3 separate regions of the Homo sapiens genome follow, and all the other regions are linked to region 3. Evidence: chromatin loops called from intact Hi-C (ENCODE). Cell type or tissue: B cell. All regions are shown on one strand.

Region 1 (2,500 bases), 300 kb after region 3:
CTTGCTGGTTGCAGTATTGTTAGTAAATATATGTAATAATGTTTTCCAGCTTGCTGTTGTGAATGCCCCTCTCTCTATAGCTATCTCTCTACTTATCTGTATGGTAATTTGAGAGAATGCCCTTGTCTCTGAATATTTTGTAAAAGAGATGTTTTCAAACATTTCATTACTATGATACCATAAGGGCAGGCATGTCACTTAGGTTTCGGAAAGCAAGATACAAAACAAAAACCAAAGATTGAGCTCAAAGCCTGGCTCAGTTTTTCAGCACCAAATGCTTCTTGTCTAACAACGTGGAAGGACATTTTTCTTATCATGATCCTTTAGAGCTAAGAGCTTCGTGTTACTTCTATTAATTAGACATGTTAAAGCTAAATAGATTAGCTTTGGGAAACGTGTACAGAAATGTATACTCTACCAATATGCAAGCCTTCAGAGAGAGAAGCATGTAATAATGAGGGCTGCCTGCCACAGATCTGTACATTTCTCTGAACAATTAGAAGGGATCACTGTAGTGAGATTCTGGGTCTTTAATAAAGAAACCCATGCAAGTGAAAATGTATATCAATTGTTTTCCATTTGTTTTCAGCGCCAAATCTTAAAGGCAGACCACGCAAAAAGAAACCATGCCCACAAAGAAGAGATTCATTCAGTGGTGTTAAGGATTCCAACAACAATTCCGATGGCAAAGCCGTTGCCAAGGTACGGTCATTCACTCCACGGTATTCATTTCGTTGCATCTTTTTATTTTTGCTTTTTCTCTTTATCTCTCTGTGCCTGTGTCTTGGAGGCAGTTTTCAATTCAGCATCTGACTTTGGTATTCAGAGCTTTTGAAGCTCTATGCTGTGCCTGTTCCTGCCACCTCCCTTCCCCTGGTTGCCGTGGGCTGGGGGAGGTAGGCATTTTGATTAGTCAACAGAAAGACTTCCTACCTCCCAGTTTGGCCTGTTATGAGTAAAGGACAGATGATTAAGCACCCACGTCATTGAGGCTGAGATTTCATAGTGGGTGACACAATGACATAGTTTACTCTGCTTGTGTCAAAAATAGACCAGCTGAACCGTCCTCTTTCTGAATGTGTTCATCTAAATGTGTTTTGGAGATTAACAGAGGATGAAATTAGAAATAGCTAGAATTAATCTTTTTAGTTATGTATTTTTCAAAGTCACTTCTAATTTACATTAGACTAAAATTAAAGATACATAGCAAAATATTTAGATGTATACATATGCCCACAAGCATTTATATACTTTTAAAGATCTCTGTTAACATAGAATGAAAGTAAATTCTACGCTGTTGTTCAAGACCCAGGTCAATTTTTTACCTAAGCATTCTTTGGAATCTTGAAAGTGCATGCATGCCTGAAGTATTTTGCACGACAAAGGGTAAAGTATCACTTTATATTTTTAGACTTACCTTTCTGACTTTTGTGGGCTTGGGTCAGATTTCCATGGTTCTGTTTACTGCATTTAGGTGTTATTTTTGTGCTAAAGACAGCAATCGTCCCTTTAGGATTTTAGTTGACGAACAGATTTCAACTGACACCAGTTTCCAGATCAAATAACTAAACTTCTGAAAATGGGACCATTTTGATTAGTGGTGAATTTGGAAGAGTCTGATGTAGAAAAAAAAAAACATGAGTTAAGTTCTGTGTTGACAGTCTACTGTTTCTCTGCCATGTACTCTACCTCCTTCCCAGTGTAATGAAGTAAATCTTAGACTTTCACATTCTAAAAAATCTTATCTTTAAGCATCATTGTTTCATTAGGAAATTTTAAGGACTTTTTTGCTTAGAATTTCTTCATACTTCTAAGATTCCAAAGGGTTAAGAAGAGATCAACCAGTAGAAATGTGTATTTTCCAGTTTCTTGCTGAAAACAAATCTCTTTCCCTAAAGTTATTGTTGTTTTGCACATTTAACTTTCTGCGAATTAACTCCACATGGATGCCATGAATGACATTTTCTTGTAAGTTGGACACCTCAGCCCTAGAACTATCTACCTAGGACTTTGGTTTCCATCGTCTTGAAGGATGTCAGCAGGAACAGTTCATTCCCTACTATGTAGTTTGCAAGATCCTGCAGAATGGCGCAAGAAGGTTTCAAGACCATAACATTCAGCAGAGCTTGTACTGCCCATGCCTTCTGTTGGTGCCCAGCCCATCCTTCTTGGTTGACAGCATTTGTTTACTCCAGCATATTCTGTACCTGAGCCCGGCAGGATAAAGCTCCTTCCCATGCCACTTGGAATCACCACCAAGGTCTGCTTCTGAGAATTTTACAGAACTCATACAATTGATCTGAAAGAGCAGACCTCCAATGTTTCTTTCCATGGAAGGCAGCTCAGAACTCACTGTTGGGTTCACAAAGCCGAGAAGAACAAGAGCCTGCTATACAGATGGGCCATATTTGATGTTCACTGACTTCTTAACAAGAAGGATAGAAGTCAGTCCTGGGTTTTCTAAGTGACGCCTTTACTCCATCCCCGCAACAGTGCTGCC
Region 2 (2,500 bases), 120 kb after region 3:
CAAGTCTGGCCCAAATCTCCCAAGTCTTTCAAATGTCCCCTGTCCGTGGCTACCCTACATCCAACAAAAGGGAGGAAGTGCCAATAGCCATTGAAACAAGTTTCCCTCTAGTCAAATCCAACTGGTCCAGAAGCTCAAACTTATGACAGGCACCTCCTAAGCACTGTGCTGTCTCATTCCTGAAACAGGTTCTGCCCTGATACTGTTTGAGGGTAATGAAATGAGATGACTGAAAGCACCAGCTTTGGGCTCAAGTCAGCCCAGTTTGAATCTTGGCTCTGAACACCAAAGGAGATCTGATCCATAATGTATCCTTCTTGGTAGCTAATCAAGGAGAAATCTAATGGGACTTGGGCAATGCCAAAGGTCACAAAATAGCCATTTCCAGTTTCATAAACACCTAGACTTTGGAGACAAGAACCACCTGGTTTGGGACTTGGTTGGCATCTGGCTGAGCCACCTCAGTTATATTGCTTAACCTATCAGAGGTTCAATTTCTCCAATTGAGAATGAGAATAATAACCCCTATCTCCTACATTTTCTTTTGGGTTTTGCAGGAATTAAGCGAGATGTATGTAAAGTGCCTGACACATAGTAGGCACTTTATAAATTTAAGTTCCTTAAGCCCCATTTTTATTCCTACAACAAGTCTGCCAACTTTGTCCCAGAATGCTACTGGGTAAAAGTGAGCAGAGTATACCAAATCTACGAACATTCCTTCTCCAAGCTTTAAAAAAGGCAAAACGATACTGAGAGGTGACAGCGTGCTGGCAGTCCTCACAGCCCTCGCTTTCTTTAGGCGCCTCCTCTGCCTGGGCTCCTACTTTGGCGGCACTTGAAGAGCCCTTCAGCCCACCGCTGCACTGTGGGAGCCCCTTTCTCGGGTGGCCAAGGCCAGAGCCCACTCCCTCAGCTTGCAGGGAGGTGTGGAGGGAGAGGCGCGAGCGGGAACTGGGGCTGCGTGCGGCGCTTGCGGGCCAGCTGGAGTTCCGGGTGGGCGTGGGCTTGGCGGGCCCCAAACTCGGAGCAGCCGGCCGGCCCTGCTGGCCCGGGGCAATGAGGGACTTAGCACCCGGGCCAGCGGCTGCGGAGGGTGTACTGGGTCCCCCAGCAGTGCCAGCCCACCGACGCTGCGCTCGATTTCTCACCGGGCCTTAGCTGCCTTCCCGCGGGGCAGGCCTCAGGACTGCAGCCCGCCATGCCTGAGCCTTCCCCCGCCTCCGTGGGTTCCTGTGCAGCCCGAGCCTCCCCGACGAGCACCGCCCCCTGCTCCACGGCGCCCAGTCCCATCGACCGCCCAAGGGCTGAGGAGTGCGAGCGCACGGCGCAGGACGGGCAGGCAGCTCCACCTGCAGCCCGGTGCAGGACCCACTGGGTGAAGCCAGCTGGGCTCCTGAGTCTGGTGGGGAGGTGGAGAGTCTTTATGGCTGGCTCAGGGATTGTAAACACACCAATCAGCACCCTGTGTCTAGCTCCGGGTTTGTGAGTGCACCAATCAACACTGTATCTAGCTGCTCTGGTGGGGCCTTGGAGAACTTTTATGTCTAGCTCAAGGTTTGTAAACACACCAATCAGCACCCTGTGTCTAGCTCAAAGTTTGTGAGTGCACTAATACACACTCTGTATCTAGCTGCTCTCGTGGGGCCTTGGAGAACCTTTATGTCTAGCTTAGGGATTGTAAATACACCAATCGGCACTCTGTATCTAGCTCAAGGTTTTTAAACACACCAAACAGCACCTTGTGTTTAGCTCAAGGTTTGTGAATGCACCAATCCACACTCTGTATGTAGCTGCTCTGGTGGAGCCTTGGAGAACCTGTGTGTCCAAACTCTGTATCTAACTAATCTGATGGGGACATGGAGAACCTTTGTATCTAGCTCAGGGATTGTAAACGCACCAATTAGTGCCCTGACAAAACCGGCCACTGGGCCCTACCAATCAGCAGGATGTGGGTGGGGCCAGATAAGAGAATAAAAGCAGGCTGCTCGAGCCAGCAGTGGCAACCCGCTGGGGTCCCCTTCCACACTGTGGAAGGTTTTTTCTTTTGCTCTTTGCAATAAATCTTGCTACTGCTCACTCTTTGGGTCCACACTGCTTTTATGAGCTGTAACACTCACCGCGAAGGTCTGCAGCTTCACTCCTGAGCTAGCGAGACCAGGAACCTACCGGGAGAAACAAACAACTCCAGACGCCCCGCCTTAAGAACTGTAACACTCACTGCGAAGGTCTGCAGCTTCACTCCTGAGCTAGCGAGACCACAAACCCACCAGAAGGAAGAAACTCCGAATACATCTGAACATCAGAAGGAACAAACTGCGGACACGCCGCCTTCAAGAACTGTAACAGTCACCGCGAGGGTCCCCGGCTTCATTCTTGAAGTCAGTGAGACCAAGAACCCACCAATTCCGGGCACAATACTACTGGATGTGGCGTAACAGAAAACACCTTTGACCTGGAATCAAGAATGTAGACATTTCCAAACAACCCACGGATGTTGGGG
Region 3 (2,500 bases):
GAACAACTCCAGTGGGTACCTTTCACATTGTATTGTGAGTGGGGGACCAGAGGAGGCTCACGGAAAGCAATGTGAATCATGGCCCCTAGAGTCAGGCAACTTATCAGCCCTCCTAGAAATTTGCTTCATGATGTTACTTTCATTAGGAGCTAGGTGAGGGGTATGGTATCTCTGAGGAACTCTTTATGGCTTTAAACTACACTGTGTCTAAAAAACAGTTTAATGATAAGTCAGTTAAAAATAACTACTGGGCCAGGGGTGCAGTGGCTCATGCCTGTCATCCCAGCACTTTGGAGGCCGAGGCAGGTGGATCACCTGAGGTCAGGAGTTCAAGACCAGCCTGGCCAACATGGTGAAGCACTGTCTCTACTAAAAATACAAAAATTAGCCTAGCGTGGTGGCGGGTACCTGTAATCCCAGCTACTTGGGAGGCTGAGGCAGGAGAATTGCTTGAACCTGGGAGGCGGAGTTTGCAGTGAGCCGAGATCGTGCCACTGGACTCCAGCCTGGGCAACAGAGCAAGACTGTGTCTCCAAAAACTAATAGTAACTATCAATGAAGTCAAATCAGTGAGAATCTGTCTGGTTGTTTGGCATTCTGCTAATCAAACAAATACTCTAGGGCTCCATTGATATGAAATACAGATAGTTGCACTGATGCAACAATACAATGACTAGGTTTGCTTCTCCAAGTGTTACCGTTTTTCAAGAAAAATATTTAAACTGACTTGTAGCTGGTCTAACAAACTAGGCAGCCCTGAAGATTTTTAGATGAATGGATAGATACTCTGATGAAATACTCAACATCCAATGAATGCCCCCCGTGTATAAAGGCCTGAGCTAGGGGTCCTTAAGATGAATATGACGTGCCCCACGTCCTCGAGTTGTTTCCACACAATGGCGAGAAATCACTCTACCTGGCTGTCACTCAAGGCCAATGTGACAAATACTATGAAGTTGAATAAGCAAGATACTCTGCGAGCACAAGGGCGATGACGAGAAACTTCACAGAGTTGATTGAGCTGGGTGGAAAGTCCAGGTGGATGAGATGGCCTGGCAGGATGCAGGGAAAAGCTCCCCCAGCAGAGGGAGCAGCACAGGCAATACAGGGCTGAGACCACAGCTTCCTCCACCCCTTGCTTTGCTTCGCTCTGCTTTGCTTTGCCTTGCTCTTTTTTTTTTTTTTTTTTTTTTTCATATAACAATTATGGAGCACCCACTCTGCTGCAAGCACTGGGCAAGCAGGGAAAGAGTGAGTGGTCTAGTACAGCTGGAGCTCGAGATCTGTGAAGGCAAGAACATGGAGTTGAATCCTTCAAAAAATAGAAGGGCACAGGTGGGACAGGCATCAGCAGGTGCCCCCAATGAGTTTTATGGCTGACTTAATGTTAGGGACAAGGGAGAGGGAATAACTGAAGACAGCTGCAAGGCTTTGAGTCCAGTAACTGAGAAGCTGGTGATGCCACCAAACGATAAAGGAATTGGAGGAGGAGCAGGTTTGGGGAAGGTAATTAAGGAAAAATAAATGGACAAGCTTCAGCCTGTCAATGATTCCAGTAAGCACTAAATGTGTACTCCAAATATTCTTCTACATCGTGACTGAAAAATACTGAATCTGGGGATCTACACAGGCAAGCAACTTTGAGTTTTGTATAAATAGAGAAAAAGCCACTTGAAATTTAGTAACATAAGATACAACATCTGTAGCTGGACTAGAGACGACCTAGTCCAACTCCCTAATTTTACAAACAAAGAAACCACATCTCAGACCTACTCTCAACTGAGCAGCAGAGCCAATCCAGAACTCTGACTACACATTTAAGGGGAAAAAAATCTACATTTTTAGAACATTCAAATCTGGAATCAAGATACCACCTAGATTTTTCAGAGCTGCTGCTATTTCAGTTTGTTTATTTTTAACTAAACTAGTATGATTCGCAGACTGTAGGTGAAAGGTCTCTTTTGAGAACATGTATTGCTATGTACACCGTTGTCCACAAAATCAGTTTTGTAGTTAATTTCTAAGATTTCAGATTTCAAGAAAAGCCAGGGAAACTTAGAGTACCTAGACCCATTCTGTATAAGGGAAGACATGCTTCTTTAGGTCATTGAAATAATGACATCTGCCATATATGGAATAAAAGGCTGCCTTGCCTAGGAGGAAGGGCTTGGGTGCTCACTGAAAGTGTCCTGTTTCTAGAATGCCAAGCACATATGACTAATTGGCAGTAGTTTCCTCCAAAGCAAGAAAATCCTGCCTGCTGACCAGAGAAAAGTGCCTAATACGGTTAAAGAATCACTAAGTGAGACTTTTTTATAAAAAAGGAAAAAAAAAAAAGGGTAGGGGCTAGGGAGAGCTAAGCAGAGAGGGAAATATTTATAACTGTAACAACATGTTTCCTGGTAATAATTTATGAGCCTACTGGAGAAAAGGGAAACACACAAACTATGAATAAAATATCTAAACGTAAACATCATGCTTTCTGCAAATTTCTTTAGTT

What was found. Peaks named below come from ENCODE experiments on the same cell type or tissue, not always from the same donor. Only the 100,000 strongest peaks of a DNase experiment are listed, where the experiment ranks them.
Region 1: it touches region 3 in a loop (2.7-fold over the local background); 5 of 110 quality-filtered maps call a loop at or near these places.
Region 2: it touches region 3 in a loop (5-fold over the local background); 13 of 110 quality-filtered maps call a loop at or near these places.

Annotation. Positions count from the first base shown.
Region 1 is chr10:62,050,299-62,052,798 of GRCh38, forward strand. It overlaps ARID5B (AT-rich interaction domain 5B), which reads left to right. Exons shown (of 10, transcript NM_032199.3): 5 at 590-702. Among named protein-coding and RNA genes, the nearest start is that of ARID5B, 150 kb to the left of the region's middle. RefSeq lists an enhancer at 185-1,384. In B cell, no CTCF peak of the experiment used is centred here; DNase peaks (open chromatin) are centred at 314 and 973; H3K4me3 peaks cover 2,375 bases; H3K27ac peaks cover 2,500 bases.
Region 2 is chr10:61,866,712-61,869,211 of GRCh38, forward strand. LINC02625 (long intergenic non-protein coding RNA 2625) reads right to left here and starts at 1,234. Exons shown (of 5, transcript XR_001747461.2): 1 at 1,149-1,234. RefSeq lists silencers at 1,219-1,513, 1,285-1,374 and an enhancer at 1,595-1,754. In B cell, no CTCF peak of the experiment used is centred here; DNase peaks (open chromatin) are centred at 790, 970 and 1,380; H3K4me3 peaks cover 607 bases; H3K27ac peaks cover 357 bases.
Region 3 is chr10:61,750,043-61,752,542 of GRCh38, forward strand. All of the region lies in intron 5 of CABCOCO1 (ciliary associated calcium binding coiled-coil 1), which reads left to right. Among named protein-coding and RNA genes, the nearest start is that of CABCOCO1, 88 kb to the left of the region's middle. In B cell, a CTCF peak has its summit at 1,064 (motif pointing right); a DNase peak (open chromatin) is centred at 1,109; H3K4me3 peaks cover 499 bases.